2 separate regions of the Mus musculus genome follow, and region 2 is linked to region 1. Evidence: chromatin loops called from intact Hi-C (ENCODE). Cell type or tissue: left cerebral cortex. All regions are shown on one strand.

Region 1 (8,000 bases):
GCTTATTCCAGGCAGGGGTCCTGTGATCTTTTGGCTGGATATCTTGTCTCCATCTTCCATCTCAGGGTAGGAATGCTGGGATTATAGGTGCATGTCACAACATCCAGCCCTTTATGGGGTCCAAGGGCCAGACCCAGGGTGTCAAGTTTGAGTGTGCTTTATGTGCCCAGCCATCTCTTTGGCCCCTGTACAGTTTTTATGCATCAGTTTAAAAACTTTAAGTACATCTCAAAAAATATAAACCAAAACTACACAGATGTTGTTTCCAGGTCAGGGTGATTTCACTGAAAACTTTTATCAAACACTAAAAAGAATAACTATCAATTTTGTATAGTGTCTTAGAGTAAGGATAAAAGGAAGAAACATTTCCCAACTAAATGCAAGAAGGTAGTACTACTCTGGTACCAAAATATATAAAAGTATAGCTCAATATCTCTCAAGAGAATTTTAGAAAACCAATTTCAGTTGTCTGTATGTGTGTGTATGAGGAAGAATGAATGAATGAATGAGTGAATGAGCAAATGAATGAAAAATGTAAAGCCGTGACCAACAATTTATTTCAGGTATACAAAGTTGATTTACTTTCAGTTCATCCATTTGTATACTATGTTAATGGCCTAATGAAGGAAAATTGTATCAATTGATGTAGAAGATTCATTTCTTATTATATAACCTCTACTGTCTTCTGTTCATGATAACAACCTATTTCATTTTGGGGTTAGAGGGAAAGTCCTTTGCTCTCCCAGAATATCAACCAAGCAATCAGAACAAACGCACTGAACTGTAAAGACTTAACCTTTCTAAGTTGAAAATGCACATCTAAACAGATGTCTGTAGGATTCCTGTGGTGAAAATCATATGCTGATAAATAAACCAGAGAAGGCTTACGTTCTAGAAGAGACACAGTGCGCCCTAAGATCGAAGAGTTAACATAGTAAAGATGCCTGAGTTGATTTGTAGGTTCAGTGTTGCTCTTATCAAAACATTAGCACAGTTTTAGCTGATATAAACGAAGTGATTCTGAAACTCTCAAGGAAAATCATGGGCCCTAGAATAGCCAGAACCGCTTGAGAAAATGAAGACTAAGGCCCACTCTTGATTCTGACTCTTCCTCTGTAGCTGAAGAAACAGAAACATAGTTCATGAAACCCAGCAATAGAGTCACACAAATATACTTCGTTGTTTTTTTTAAAAGGAAAAACAACAGAAATACAAAAAGCAAGGTAGTGCAGGTTATCAAGTGAATAGTCTTTTCACTAAAACAAATAAATAAATTGCTGCAAAATGTGGATGTCCATTGATGAAGTAAAAAGAAGCTTGAACTGTTTTGCTTTCCTCCAAAACTCACCTCAGAATGAATTATGAACTTCAGTGTAAAATATTAAAGTTCCAGAAAGCAAGGCACAGGAGGGATATCTGAAAACCGTGGCTGGGTGAAGCATTCTTCAGCTCTCACAGAACACGGTCCAAGCAGAAGCAGGTGTCTGAAGCACCAGTGTCAACAGCTTTGCTGTGTGGAGGGCTCTCTTCATGGTATTTAAAGACACGCTGCAGGAAAGCCTACCCATTTCAGTACAAATAAATTTCAGTAAACTGTAAACAACCCAGAGAACATGGTGCAAAAGGTACCAACAAGCATGTCACAGAAGAGCACGGGTGGGTAGAGGATGAATGCTTGAAGGATTTCAGCATCCTTGATGGGTTGATGCAGACTCGGGCCACGATGTGTCTTCAGCACACACTGTTAGATGGCTTACACTAAGGAGACCGACATCGAGTGCTGGCCAGGCTGCAGGAAGGCAAGTCACTCGCAGATCACTGGTGGAAGTATAAAGAAAGAGAGCTACTCTACAAAACGTTTTGGGGACTTCTTTTAAAATGAAAACTTCCCAAGCTCTGGGGAGGAAGAAGCAGGGAGGTCGAGAGTTCAAGGCCGTCTTCAGCTGCATAGCTAGTTCAAGGGAATGCAGGAGACCCCGTCTCAGGCCCTGGAGCTTATGAAATGGCCCAGTGGTTACACTCCTGTGCATCCACCCCAGAGAACACCTTCACCTAGTAACTTGCATGTGCACGTTAAAGGAGTTGTCTTCATATTTTCCACCAGACCAAAACTACTGAATCCTCCAGTGGGTAGACAGTTAAACTGGTTTTTTTCATTTCCTGATCTACTCCTAGCAATGAAAAGAGCATGAATTCTAGATACACAGGGCTACTTAAGCAAACCTCATATTATGCTGAATAAAAAAGCCCCTATTCAGAGGAACATACAGTACATGATTCCATTCATGTAACAGCTGTACAGTGGCATAATTGTAGAGAGAAAAAGAAGAGATTGCCAGTTGTTAGGGCTTAAGGGCTAAAGGAGAGTGCGGGTAAAGCCTTTAAAGGGGAAGTCTGTTGGTGATAGGACACTTAAGCGTTTTGATTGCAGAGGGGATTACCCAGGGATACGTGTGTTCAGATTATATCCAGCTAGAGCCAGGCACCCAACAGAGTGAATGACTTACTGGAAAAACAGAGCAGGTTCTGTGGGCTGTTCCAGTTTCAAACTTCAGATCTTCATTATACTGTGATGTAAGATGTTGTCACTAGGGAAGGCGGAGTCAATAGGAAAAGAAGAACTTGCATGTGTTCTTATTTTAAATTTAAGATATTTTTAAAAGTTGTATTTATTTATTTATTTTATGTATATGAATACACTGTAGCTGTCTTCAGACACCAGAAGAGGGCATTGGATTCCATTACAGATGGTTGTGAGCCACCCTATGGTTGCTGGGAACTCAGGACCTCTAGAAGAGCGGTCATCGCTTTTAACCGCTGAGCCACTTCTCCAACTCTTAAATTTAAAGATTTTTTTTTAAAAAAGGAAATAGATAATTGTCTTGAGGGACTATCTAGGCTACACCTCATACTGACTAGTAATTTTCACAGGTAGGAGGTAGGCATCTGTGTTTTTCAAAACTCATTAGGTGACTCCACATGCTGCCACATCCGTAGTTCTGTGCTCATTGATGTGAGTAGCTGTCATGATCATTGTCATCCTGCCCCTCCAGTGACAGAAAGACTTGCAGGGCCTTTGCTCTGTGCATGTGAAGTACTAACCCCTACCATCATACCTAACCATCAGTAGTAATGGCCATTCCCCATTCACTGCCACAGTCTGGACTTCCCAGTGTGGATCAGTCAGCCCCGATGACTGATTCTGGAAATGTAGAGGGTGCGGAGTCTTCTCATCCCCACCCAGTGGCACTCAGTTTTGCTTGGACAGGAGCCTAGATTGGCACAGGCTTCTGATTCATTGCCCAAGGACTCCTTGTCTTTTCCTATATCAAGAGGGAAGAGAGACTTGAAGGTCTAGAGTGGGGCATTGCTGTTGGCCGTGTTCATGCTTCTGAATAGGGTGCTTTGCAGAGGAAGGTTGGGAGGAGGGAACAGTGGACATTGGAAGGCCTTCCTAATTGTCGTCTTCTTGGTTTCACATTTCTCTCCCTGCTCCCTGAAGTGCCTTCTAGATGTAGATGTCTGTGCTGTAGTTATGGTACCATAACACCATCTGAAACCTAGAGCATAGCCATCATGGGAGAAGGAAACGAGGGCATGGGCTCAAGGCAGCCATTGACACATCAACACAGCTCTGAGGGAGTGCAGCATGTCAGGCCTTGCTGGACACACTGAGGGCTGTGGTTTGAATATGGTATGATGGGAGGTGTTCGGGTCATGGGGGTAGATATTAATGCCCTTCTTAAGGAATGGGTCACTCAGGCCATGTGTGGCTTCCTTTGTTGTATTCTGCATGCACCAATTTCTAGCCACTTCCATCCTGAGTTGAAGATGCTAGAGCCCTAACAAGAGGAATCCTCCCTATCTTGGACCTCTTGGCTTCCAGAATGGTGAGCCCAAGTAAACCTCTGCTCTTTGTAAATTAGCTAGTCTCGGTATTTTCACATTGTAAAGCCAAGACTTCAGGAAGATGGCAGAGGCCCATCCTTGTGTGACTCCCTTGGTTCTGTTTGTCCTCCCGGGTTGGCAGCAGGGTCTCCAAAGCGAATCACAAGTCAGGCTGCAGTCTAGCTGGTGATTGTGTTATCTTTATGGGGTTCCTGGGTCAACCTGTTACATAACTTCATGTGTCCTGAAAAAGACTGCCTGCCAAAATGAGATGTTTATATTGCCTATGACATTCCCTGGAACAAATCTGCCTTTTGGAGGGTAAAGGACAGAGGAGGGGAAGCAATGGACATCTCCCCTGCTACACTGAATGTTCCAGAAGCACCATTCACACAGACAAGTGTCACTCACAAGCTCAAGTCAGCCAGCACTGATGTGACAGGAAGCCAGCAAAGCCAGAGGCTCCTGATCCCAGAAGCAAGCGACAAAGCAGCCAACATTCAGAGGTAACCGAGTCTCACAGAGACTCAGATGCCTGAGCTTAGAGTCTCTGTCACGCATTCTCTCATCGACACCCACCAGTCAGCACAGATCTGTCCTCAGTTCCCTGAGTGATCGAAGCACTGATTTGATTTTCTCAAAGAATCAACCCTTCCCCTGACCATCTCAAAATGAAGAGAGGATAGCATTTGTTGGACACATGGTTCCTTCCCCGCCTTTTGTCAGTGAAACCTCACTGACATCTTACCTGAAGTGGAAGGCAAACCTTTTGACCTGTGAGTGAAGAGAGGTGGCCAGAGGTGAGAGCAGGAGGTATTCCTTCAGAGAAGTGAGTCTCTGCTTGATAGAGTTGTCAGGACTTAGTAAGAATTCTCTGTCAATCCACACTGACAGACACTTAAATTGAGACTAGCATCAAGGTTGTTTTCAAAGAAGAAAAAGGATAGGGATGGCACCATATGCTTGGACTGGATTCCCATGCCAGTGAACAAGTGGAGTGGAGGCCCGTGGTGGTGGGTGCCAGGAAGCTTCAGGGTGAGGGGGGCTTGGCAGGCTGAGGTGCTACAACATGGGGACATCATCTTCTGTGATGTTTTGGCCTAGAAGTGGCTATTTTGGGGAGCTAGGGGCCTTACTGGGACCTCCCTGTATCAACCCTGGGAGGCTTTTTGTCTGAAACACCTTTTCTATCTCTGATGAGACTTTGCGGGCAGGGTCCCTTTCCTGTTTTAATAACCCATTATCAACTACAAAGTTGCTGCTAGTAAAAATATCAATTATCACTTATGCAAGACTTGGCATGACTTGAAACCACATTCCACCCTCAGAACACCATAGTTGCTTTGAGCCAAAATTCAGAGAAGGATTGAGGACAACTTGTGTACACAATCGTTAAGTCAGCCAAAAGAATATATTTTTATCCTGTAAGTTGAATGCCAGCTAAGCAGTAATGATTACTGCAAGAAGCTGTAATTTATACTAGGGAAAGAAGAATTTTTTTTTCTAAGTGATAAAAAGTATGTATTGCTCAAGGCATGGGGAATATAAAACCCCCAAAGTTTCAAATGGATGGAAATGTCAGAAACAAGCCATTGGCTTAGTTTTTTTATATATATTTATTTTTTTACATGTATAGATTTTTACCGCATCATATACAAGCACTTTATATGTGTGTATATGTGTGTGCCTGGTGCCTGAGGAGGTCAGAAGAGGAACTGGAGTTACAGATGAGTCACTATGGAGGTGCTAGGACTCGAACCTAGGTCCTCTGAAAGAGCAACAAGTGTCCTTAATCACCAGGCCAAACACACTGGTCCCTAGCCCTTGGTTAGAAAAATGATGAGTCTATACAATGTCCAAGTTTCTTGAACAGTGTATAGTCATAAACTGGTACAGCCATGAGCTGCCTGTGGTTTTATTCAGGGGGGACAAAAATGCACCCAATGTATATAACCATGGTTCCTAAGGATATATCATACAGGGGCATAAAGCTGCCACAAAAGGCTGCCATGGTGGTGTACACACTGTGTGGAGATGTTTGCACAGTGGCAGAATCACCCACGATGCATTTCTCAGCTCGTTCCTGTTGACAAAGCAAGCAGTGTGTGGCAGTGTTGATCGCTGCTCAGTGTGGTGCCGTCATCACTTCTTAGGAATACTCACCTCGGAGTGGAGGTGAAGAGAGACTTGGGTCTTGGATTTTGAATGTGTCCAGAATGTGCCAACATGAATCCCCTCTCTGGTCTCACCCCCAAAATTTGGCTTTCCAGTTGGAAAGAACAGTTGCTCTGAGTTCTGACTTTGGCTCATCAATCTAAAATACGCAGATGTTTGACTATCAATGGGTCTGCCCTAGGGCATGGTCCTCAGATTTCTTTTTTTTTTTTTTTATGGTGAAAAAAAGTGTATATTTAGAATTAGCCATCTGGACTCAGTTTAGATGATCCCAATCTTGTTGGCAACACCTAGGGCATTGTGGGGAGCGGGTGTGGCGGCAGTCCCAAAGGCGCCAGGGACTGCAGCTAAGTCATATGACTTGCACCTGACTTCCTCATATAAGACACAAACATCTTGAGTGCTGCGCAGGTGTACCAGGATACAGGTGAATCCAATTTGGTGGAGATTTGACCCTGCTGCCCTGATTAGCTGAAGCTGCATGCCTGGTGAGGTGGCGTGGCCTGCTGTGCGTGGATGGGAACTGAGAGTATAAAAGAGTGAGAGGCCCAGGGTTCGGGGGAGATATAAAAACAGGGGAGATATAAAAACAAGGGAGATATAAAAACAAGGGAGAGATATAAACAAGGGAGATATAAACAAGGGAGATATAAAAACAAGGGAGATATAAACAAGGGAGATATAAAAACAAGGGAGATATATAAACAAGGGAGATATAAAGAAAGAAGAAACAGGACTGAATAAACGTGTGCAGAAGGATCCTGCTGTGGCGTCGTTCTTGCTGGCGAGTTGGGGGCGCGCTCAAGAGTTGGTGCCGAAACCCGGGAAGAAAAACTCGGGACGGGACGAGAAGACCTGGGACGAAAAAACCCGGGAAAAGAAACATCTTCAGGCATGAGCGAAGACCCCCTGCTACAGGGAGGATTCAGAACTGCATCACTGGGAAGGAGCGGTTAATAAAGTGTTCCCGTAAAACAGACTGTTGAGAAGGATCCGGCGTGGATTCAGAACTCTTCAGCTGGGGAACGGTACTGATGAAGAGAAAGAAGAAAGATGAAGACTGAATAAACTGCTGTTAGAAGGACTGGTGGTCGCGTCGTTCTTGCTGGTCGAGAGCGGGCGCGACAATTGGTGGCCCGTATGGGGAACCGACTCCCCCACCGAGTTCAGAACTTTCAGCAGTCAGTGGTTGCCAGCAGGGTAAGTTCACGGTGAGTGAAACTTGCGACCCCAGGAGTTTGGGAAGGACCTCGGATAAAATTGAGGCAAGTATAAAGTTGCCAGGAAGGAGGCACAAAGTAATGATAAGGTTCCTGGCTTTGGGACAAGTTAAGGTTCCTGGTTTTGGGACAAGTTAAGGAACTATGATAACCTCAGTATAGTGATCAATAGATCCTCGCTGTGTAGTTATGCTTTTTTCTCCCATTGACCCTTTGTGGGTAGGTCTGATAGTTTTGGTCTTGTTTGTTCTGATATATGGACTCTGTTACTGTTTGAAACTGTGTGTAGAGGCAGTCAAGACAGGTCAGAAAATCCTTACAGAGCAACAAGAAAGTATGTCGGAGGAAGAGAAGGGCTTAAAAAGAAAAAGGAAAAAGAAAGGAGACACAGTGTTATCAGGTGGACAGAAAGGACAAAATAAAAGAGCCGAGGTGGAGGAGGAAGGCGAATTAGCTTCTGTGCCTCCTCCCTATGCCTCCTCAGCAGCCACCTATAGGTGGACCTTCTGTCCAGAGATTTGGCGTATTGACTCCCCAGATGGACACAGGTGATTGAGGTTATGGTCTCATCACCACGAGGTATTGTGTCCATCCCCCCTGGGGATCGAGTAGATCAGGTGTTGACGTGGGCGAGAGGGTCTGTTTGTGTGTTTCCACAGGACCAGATGGAACCTCTTTGGGTGCCGGAGAGATTGGTGAGATGCTGCAAGAATGAGG
Region 2 (8,000 bases), 54 kb before region 1:
AGCTAGAGGTGTATATAGCTAAGCCCCTGTCCAAGACCTAGGCCAGCCTACTCCTGATCCATCATGATCCTAGCTCCATTCTCTTTTGCAAAATGGATGAAGAAGTAGTCAGAACTTGTGAAATCTCTTTCCCAGAAATAAGTTCCTTCTCTGGCAGCTCCAACATGTGATTCTTGGTGTAGTTACAATTTCCTGGGGACCATTGTTCAGTAGTCTCATGTCCATAGGGAGGGCACAAGAGTCTTCTTAGAATATCCTCATTCCTCCTGGGATGGACACGTAACTTTAACACGCGCTATTAAGACCCCCTTTAACCATATCTGTCACTTCCTCTGGTCCGAGCTGTATCAGGTTTCTTCACCCACTGTAGCCTTCTCAACAGCTTATATGTAGCTAGAGGGGACCTTCAAAAAATCTAAACCCTCAGTCTGGAGAGGTGGCTCCACAGTTAAGAGCACTCACTGCTTTTCCAAAGCACCAGTGTTCATTTTCCCACACACCACGTGGATCATTACAACCACCTGTAACTCCAGCTGGAAGGGTGTAACTCTCTCTTCTGGACTTCTCGGGTATACATGACACACATGTACACATGCATGTGTGTGCTCACGCATGCCCATGCTCGAACACACACACACAGAGATAAGACTTGCAAAAAAAATCTAAATAAAATAACACAGGTTCCTCCAGCAGGTTTCTAGCATATTTAGAAGAAACCCCAGAGACCCATAGGACCCCCCCCCCCAATACATGGTTCCTTTGCTGATTTAGTTCCTGCTTCTTAAGCGCTGGGCCACCTGCACCAGCCACACCTACCTTCTCCTCCTCCCTCCTTCTTGAGTTCGTCTTCATCTTGAGCCTCACCCTTACTGTTCTGAGTATGACATGTTCTTCCCCTGACATCTCTGGGGCCCACTGTTTCCCTCTTGGTTCTCCATTCAGCCAGCATCCAACAAGTAAGGCCGAAGCAGCCTTTCCACTTCACCCGAAGCTGCCTGACGGCCTCTAGGATGAGAAAGCAAGCCTCCTGGGGTACCGCTGCTGCTCTCCACACTCTCCTGTGTTTCAGCAGCAAGCATGTGAGAGAAGCTACTGTTTATTGGACAAATACATTTGGTTATTGCTATGGGGCTTGTCCTTAAAGGTCCCAAGGCCTGTGCCTTGCAGTCTCAGTTCCCAGCCTGGGGCCCTGTCAGGAATTGGTAGAACTTTTAGAAGATGGGTTCAAAGGAGGAAGCCTGTTTTATGAAGGTAGTGCCCTTGAAGGGGATGTTTGGATTCTGGCCTCTTCCTCTCTCCTTGCTTCCTCTCTGCCATTAGGTGAGAAGGCCTCCTCAGCCATATTGTCCCATGATGATATCCTGTTCTCCACAGGCAACAGGGCCAAGCAATGATAAAGTCAAGCCATGAGCCAGAAATTAAACCTGTTGTTCCTATAAACTGATTGATTTAGGGTTTGTCGCACCAATGGGAAGCTGACTAACACATCTATTTTCATGACAATGACTAAGACAGTGATGGTCTGGTCACCTCCTAGGGACTTTGCAGTCCTTTTTATGATTCTTGCTTTACTGTTTTACAAAAGGACGAGGGAGATAATGTCACAAAAGGTTCTTAATACCATTGTGTATTATAAGTAAAGAAAGTCCAGATTTAACTGACATTTGTCGAATTTTGCTGCCATCTGTGATAGTTAATATTGTCATCCTCACAGAATCTAGAACCTGACAGAATTTATCTAGAAACCCTCTGGGCACTCCCTGAGGGATTTTGTATTCCAAGTTAGTCAGTACAGTCAAGTTAGATATAGATTAGCTTAACTGACTGGGGTAAGAAGACCTGTCCTCTATGGGCAGCACCATGCCCTAGGCTCTGTTCCTAGACTGCATTAAACAGTGAGAGGAAGCCTACCATCCCTGCCTGCTGCCATGTCTGCCCTCACATGGAATGATCACCTAGAACTGCAAGCCACAATAAACCACCCTCTCTCCCTCCCTGAAATTACTTCTTCTCAGGTATTTGCTCACAGGAATGAGAAAAATAATCTAAACATCTTCCCTTTGCTAAAGAAAAGTAGATAGTGTGCCACGAGGCTTAAGAGTGTTCTCTTCCATTTGTGGGACATGAGTAGTCCTCTGCTCTGAAACCTTGGGCAGTTAATTAGTTTAACAGTTCTTAAAATGTCCCTAACCTGGTGTCTCTACCTCAAACACTGCCATGAGGAGTTAGTGGGATCAGACACGGGCACATTGTCTATGTGGATTTATGGGCCAAGTCCTTCCTATTACTCAGGAAACAGGCTTGTGTTGGGGGCAGATGACTTGTACAGTTTACAAAGAAGAACTGAGCAGGGGCAGCCCATGACTTGCTGAGGTGAAACCTTCAGTGCTGAGAAACAGTGGGGAAAGGTAGACATTACCCAATACCTCCCCCCACACACACACAGGTCTATTTTCAGAAGGAAGTTGGCTTGTTGGATGATGTTTAGACCTTGTTGGATGATGTATGACTGGGTAGTCTGGCAGTACAGTACATGAATATAGGTCTCAAGTCACTGTTTAGCCCTCAGACATCCAGAGCTGAGTCCACACCAGGCCTTTAGCCTCATCTCACTTTGGGGAAAGGAATGAGACTTTGAGGGTAGAAGTGGCCACAAAAGCAGTCAGCCTCTGTCTGCTGTGACTCCCTTAGGAGCCAACGGTCCCAGGGAGGTGGATTGCTTTCTAAAACCGGGCCAGTTTTTGTTGGCTCTCCTGAGAAAGCTCCATATCCTGAGATTTATAATGAATCTGGAGCTGCCACGGGCCAGGTACCCCAGCCCTACCCAGTTCTTCTATCTTTCCAGCATAGAACATAAAGTTTCATTACTTCATCTGTACACTCTTAAGAGAATCCAAGTGAGGCCAGGGTCACCCCTATTCATTTTGTGAATCTAGTAAGTTGTAGAATAAGTCTAATTCCTAAGTAAGGTGAAGGCTTGGGACTTAGGCATGGAGACGGAGAAAGAGAAGTGGGCCAGGGGTTTATTCTGCATCTGTGCTCAGCCCTGATTAGGCTCAAAGGCAGGAAAGTGATGAGGACCGAGGAGAGGTCACTCCCCAGGATGGCTGTAAGATGACATCATGCCATCAGGGAGGAATCCCAGGCCAGGAAGCGTGCCTGCATGGTTCAGAAGGAAGCAGCAGACAATAGGAGACCTTTTTGGATGAGATTCCATGAGTTCAGGAAGAGCCCGTGCAGCTGGCCAGCTAAGCAAATGATGCAGAACTGCCTCCAGCCCTAAGACAACCCTGGGCATGCTGGGAAAGGACAGTGTGACAATTGTCCCAGAGAGAGCCTTTTAAATCCCAGTAAGACATAGGTTTACAAAGCCAGGGCAAAAGTGGCTTGCTCACAGGTGGTCTAAGGAGATAGGACCATACTACCAACAGTAATGGCTCGCCTCTTCCTCCCACATCCCTGCAGGGCCCTGTGTATGAGAAGTGCCTGGTGTTGCTGTAAGAAGGTGATTATTGTCTGGGGAGTTCCAGTGGCTGCTGGTTTATGACATAAGAACCTTTGGCACACAGAGAAATGGCCTTTAATGAAATAAGAATAAGCCAAAGAGTGAGACACGAGGGTCACTGCCAAGAGCCATATCTCCAAAGCCTCAATTAAACTTTCCATTGAATTATCTAGTGATAAGTAGACGTGCCTTGAGGATTTCATTGTCTTTGATAAATGGCATGAGTTCAAAACTTAAAGCATCGAGTGCCATAGCATGACAAAGCCCTGGAAATAACGAGGCAAACCATTGCTTCATACAGAGGTACTTCAATTACACCCCAGCCCCCAGTGCTTGTTTTAAAGACTGTTTGGGGTTATTTGTACCCTGGGATGTGCGGGCGTTCAGTCTGCATTCCGTTGGGAAGGGTTTCCAACAACACAGTTCCTTCTGGTGCCAACAGTTTTCAGCACCCGGAGGAAAGGGTGGCTGCCTTCCAAGGCCTACCTTGCTATGTTACTAATCCCCCTCTTCCTCCCTCGTGGACCATTCTTGTCTCCTGGCTGCTGGGAGACAGAATGATGGCTTCCTAATTGGGTCCCCAGGCAGAGTCACAACACCTGTGTCTGGGGGTGTTTCATATAAACAGTGGGCTTTGCATCTGGGGTAAGATGAGTTTCTGTGTTTGTGCATGTGTGGGTGTAGAACTCTATTCCTGTCCCTATCTTTCTCCTGAGCATTCTTGTTATCCATGAGGCACCTTCATGAAAGCAATAAAACCTTGCCTTTAAAACACAGCTCTCCCTACCCACAAGCATTTGCTGAGCTATTGAACTGAAAGCAGTGTTAAATTGTAGCCATTTCTGTCCAGCCCAGTAGTTGGGCCTAAGACAGATGCTATGGAGGTGCGCTAGGCAGCTGGACTCCCTTATCTTTTGGGAACTATGTGGCCGGTATGCTGTTGTTTGACAACCATTCTGATTACAACCTATTCCCTCCCCTGCTTGATCTCGGGAGTGACCATGGGCCTCAGACGCTTCCCTCTGGTAGGTTTGGAATTGATCTCTGCACCTCCCTGTCATAGACTCCTCCTCCAACTCTGTACCAACATCCGAAGAAAGTTACACACAAGGATCTGTTCGTGTCTAGCCTGCCTTCAGCTATAGATACTTGTCTGGTGGACCTTATAGAACCTAGAAGTCACCTTCAGGGAAGGCACTGTGAAGAATGGGTGCCATGCGGGTGGCCTCCACGGGCACCCTCTGAGATATGTTTGTGTTAGTCAACTGTTTTCTCAGTTAAGATGCTCTGCTTATCCCCAAGCTTATACAGGCGTGACCAGGAAGTCTAGTTTGGACAGTTGGAAGTGGAGCACTGTGAGCCGGAGCTGACAAAGGCTGTGCCAGTCCGTCTGCCTGAGCCTGGGATGGGGGCTGGCACGGATAAATGCCTTTTCTCTACCCTGATTCTTTCAGGTGACCTTGTGCAACACTCTAGTGCTAGCCAAGAGAGCAGTGCTCGCCTCTCATCGGAGCAGAGTCCACCTACTCACTGGGCCTTAGTACTCTGACACTAGGAAGGTTCCTTGCCTTTCCTGTTCACTGTCTGTGGGTAAATGAACATGTGTGTGTGTGTGTGTGTGTGTGTGTGTGTGTGTGTGTGTGTGTGTGTGTGTGTTCTGGAACTCACTCTCTAGACCAGGCTGCCAGGCTGGCTTTGAACTCACAAATATTTGTCTGCCTCTGCCTCCTGAGTGCTGAGATTAAAGGCATGCATCACCACTGCCTGGCTCACATTGGTTTTTTTAAATAGAGTCGTTGACCTGGAGCTCACACCGTGCGTGCTGCGTGCGTTAAGCTAGCAGGCTGTGGCCAGTGATCCCTAGGGATCTGCCTACCTTTAACTGCCAGCACTCAGATGGCAAACGCAGGTCCCCACGCCTAGCTTTTTTATGTAGATGCCGAGGACAGACATCAGCTCCTCACCCTTGCTGTCAGGCACTTTAATGGCTGAGCTGTCTCCCCAGTCCCTATCTGGTCTTCAAAGGAAGCTGCTTGCCCTTGGTCAGGTGAGGAGGACTTGGTGTCTGCTTCTCCTGAGACCCCGCTGGTGTGTATGTTTTCTGGTATGGGGTGGCAGCATCAACTGAATGTGTGTTCCCTTGTGGAAAATTGCGTAGTTCTGTGTAACCGAGGAGCTAACAGTCCAGGAGAGTCTTCTCAGTTTAGTGGGAAAAGCTTTGCTCTAGTTTCGAATCCACAGCCCCTCTGCCTATGGGAAAACTGGGTACCAGCTTTTAAACTATACAATAAGGAAGCAAAGGCCACTGAAATGAACGTGGTTGTCCCAGAGGCCTGGATGTCAGCAGAAATTCCAAGGCTGGAATTTTCAAGGGAAGGCACAGACAAGCCGCTCACTACATGGTGGAATTGGAGCAGTGGCCTGTGGAAGCTTGGCTCACAGCCATCTCTTCCATCAGCACTTGGAATGGGTGCATTGATGTTTAGAGTGAGCAGGGTGGGGGTGAGTTTCATAGCCTGAAACAATCTTTTGTGCCCTGTTCTCATACTGTGGGGGCTGCTCAGAACCTCCAACTGCTTGGGCTTCTTGTGTCTACTGAGAACATGGTAAGCTACCATGTTGGAGTATTCAAAGAATGATTCTTTAGAGCCATGCTCTGTATGAAGCCGGCAGCCAAGATTGTTCCCCATATCATATCAGACTCCGTGCTGACAATGCTGGCTGCAGAGGGGCCTGGAGTAGCAATGGACATTGGCGCAGTGATTACTCCCTTCAATCTGAAGCTTCATGGGAGCGTTACCCAGCATCTCTTCCTGCAGCATCACAGGCAAGAGGGCATGGGCAGTGATGCAGATGTGGCCACGCCCCCTCAGGTCTCCACCTGCCTGCTAGCAGACCAGGACATGAGAGAGCTAGCGAGCCTTCTGCCAAACAGACAGGTCACCCCAACTTCACTTTGGCACAGGGTCCTATAGCTCCCCGGCAATGCAGCCCTTAAAAGAGCTTTCTAGGAGTGGTATGTCAGTGGTAGCCTTTGCCAGCATGTACCACTTCCTCAGTTTCCTGTGGCCACTCACATCAGGATGTCTACTGAGGGCAGACTGTCATCCACCTTCTATCAAGACCATATTCTGATCACCCTTACATTTGAGCATTCCTCTTCCCTTGAGGCAAGAATATATTCTAGGGGCTGGTTAGCTCACTTCCTTGCCAATCCCTTTAATTCTCTTTTCTGTTGTGGTAACACAACTGCCCTAGACCAGGTAACTTTGTAAATAGTAGCGCTCATTTGGGGTTAAAGTGCTGGGAGTTGGGAATCCAAGCATGTGGTATTGACATCTGGCAAGGGACTTCTTGCTACAGTACAACACAGAGTCACATGGCAGTATGCAGCAAGCATGCTAACTTAAGCCCCTCCTCCTTTTCTCATAAAGCTGCTAATGCTGTCACAGGGGCCCCACCCTTATGTCCTCCATCCCACCTCAAAGCAGGACGAACAGGAAGTTGGGGGTTACCATGAACCTTTGAAGCACTTAGCTAATGAATTCACTGGGGTTCATGAACTCTTGATCTATTCAATGCTGGTGTCACGCACACATGCACGCATGACCAATCTGGAAGTGCCCATCCACAACTTTTGGTCTGCACAATGGTGGTTGTTTCTGTGGTTTAATGAAGGCAGGTTCATATTCATTTTCCTTTAAAGGGGAATGGAGGGAAGAGAATGAGGTGGGATTTCTGAATCAATGTGGTTCAATTGTTAGGTTCAACAGTAAGGACTAGGAGTACAAGGGGTTCCTGGGGACTTCTGATGGAAAGGGTGTGGGTATTCTTATCTTTACCAGCTGGTGTCTGGCACAGCTCCTAGCATAGAAGGTAGGACCCATCTGCATGAAAGTAGGACAGTTTTGTATGGAGCTGGGGCAAAGGCTGAACTTAAGACCATACAAAACCCAGGGTGAGCAGCCAAAGAGACTGATGATAAATGGACATATTGAGAGAGCAGCAGGACTTATCAGTATCCTGGGTAGGGACATGGGGCAGCTGAGGACCCTTGTGGCAGAAGAGGCCAGGTAGAGACAGCTGCTCCTTCCTGCTGACTGTCCGTCCAGCACCTTCACCTTGGCGACCTTCGAAATGTCAGATGGGCATCGTGTATTTGTCTCACTGCATTGCTCTGAGTCACAAAACCCAGTGTGAACCCCACACCATTGTCATTGTTGAGAATCAGCATTGTCTGTGATTTAAGGTCATCTTACAACTCTGCTCCGAAGCTGTATCAGGGCAACTCACACGCTGCTGCTGCCTTTCCGGGTACATTTAGCCAGTAGCTTCCCTTAGACAGACCACTGATTTCTCCGCATCTCAAGAGGCCTCCATGCGCCTCTGTGCACCACCTTTACTGGACGTCCATATACTTTTCTCTCCAGACCATCCCTGACCATTAATTTCTATGGGGGAGAGGGAGGGTCCTCTCCCATCGCCAATCTTTTTT

What was found. Hi-C counts contacts between places; a loop is a spot of excess contacts. Peaks named below come from ENCODE experiments on the same cell type or tissue, not always from the same donor. Only the 100,000 strongest peaks of a DNase experiment are listed, where the experiment ranks them.
Region 2: it touches region 1 in a loop (8-fold over the local background); 5 of 42 quality-filtered maps call a loop at or near these places.

What each region holds. Positions count from the first base shown.
Region 1 is chr7:66,984,601-66,992,600 of GRCm38, forward strand. All of the region lies in intron 8 of Adamts17 (a disintegrin-like and metallopeptidase (reprolysin type) with thrombospondin type 1 motif, 17), which reads left to right. Among named protein-coding and RNA genes, the nearest start is that of Gm33627, 150 kb to the left of the region's middle. In left cerebral cortex, no CTCF peak of the experiment used is centred here; DNase peaks (open chromatin) are centred at 3,271, 4,490 and 5,219; H3K27ac peaks cover 719 bases.
Region 2 is chr7:66,930,286-66,938,285 of GRCm38, forward strand. All of the region lies in intron 7 of Adamts17 (a disintegrin-like and metallopeptidase (reprolysin type) with thrombospondin type 1 motif, 17), which reads left to right. Among named protein-coding and RNA genes, the nearest start is that of Gm33627, 94 kb to the left of the region's middle. In left cerebral cortex, no CTCF peak of the experiment used is centred here; DNase peaks (open chromatin) are centred at 4,033 and 5,949.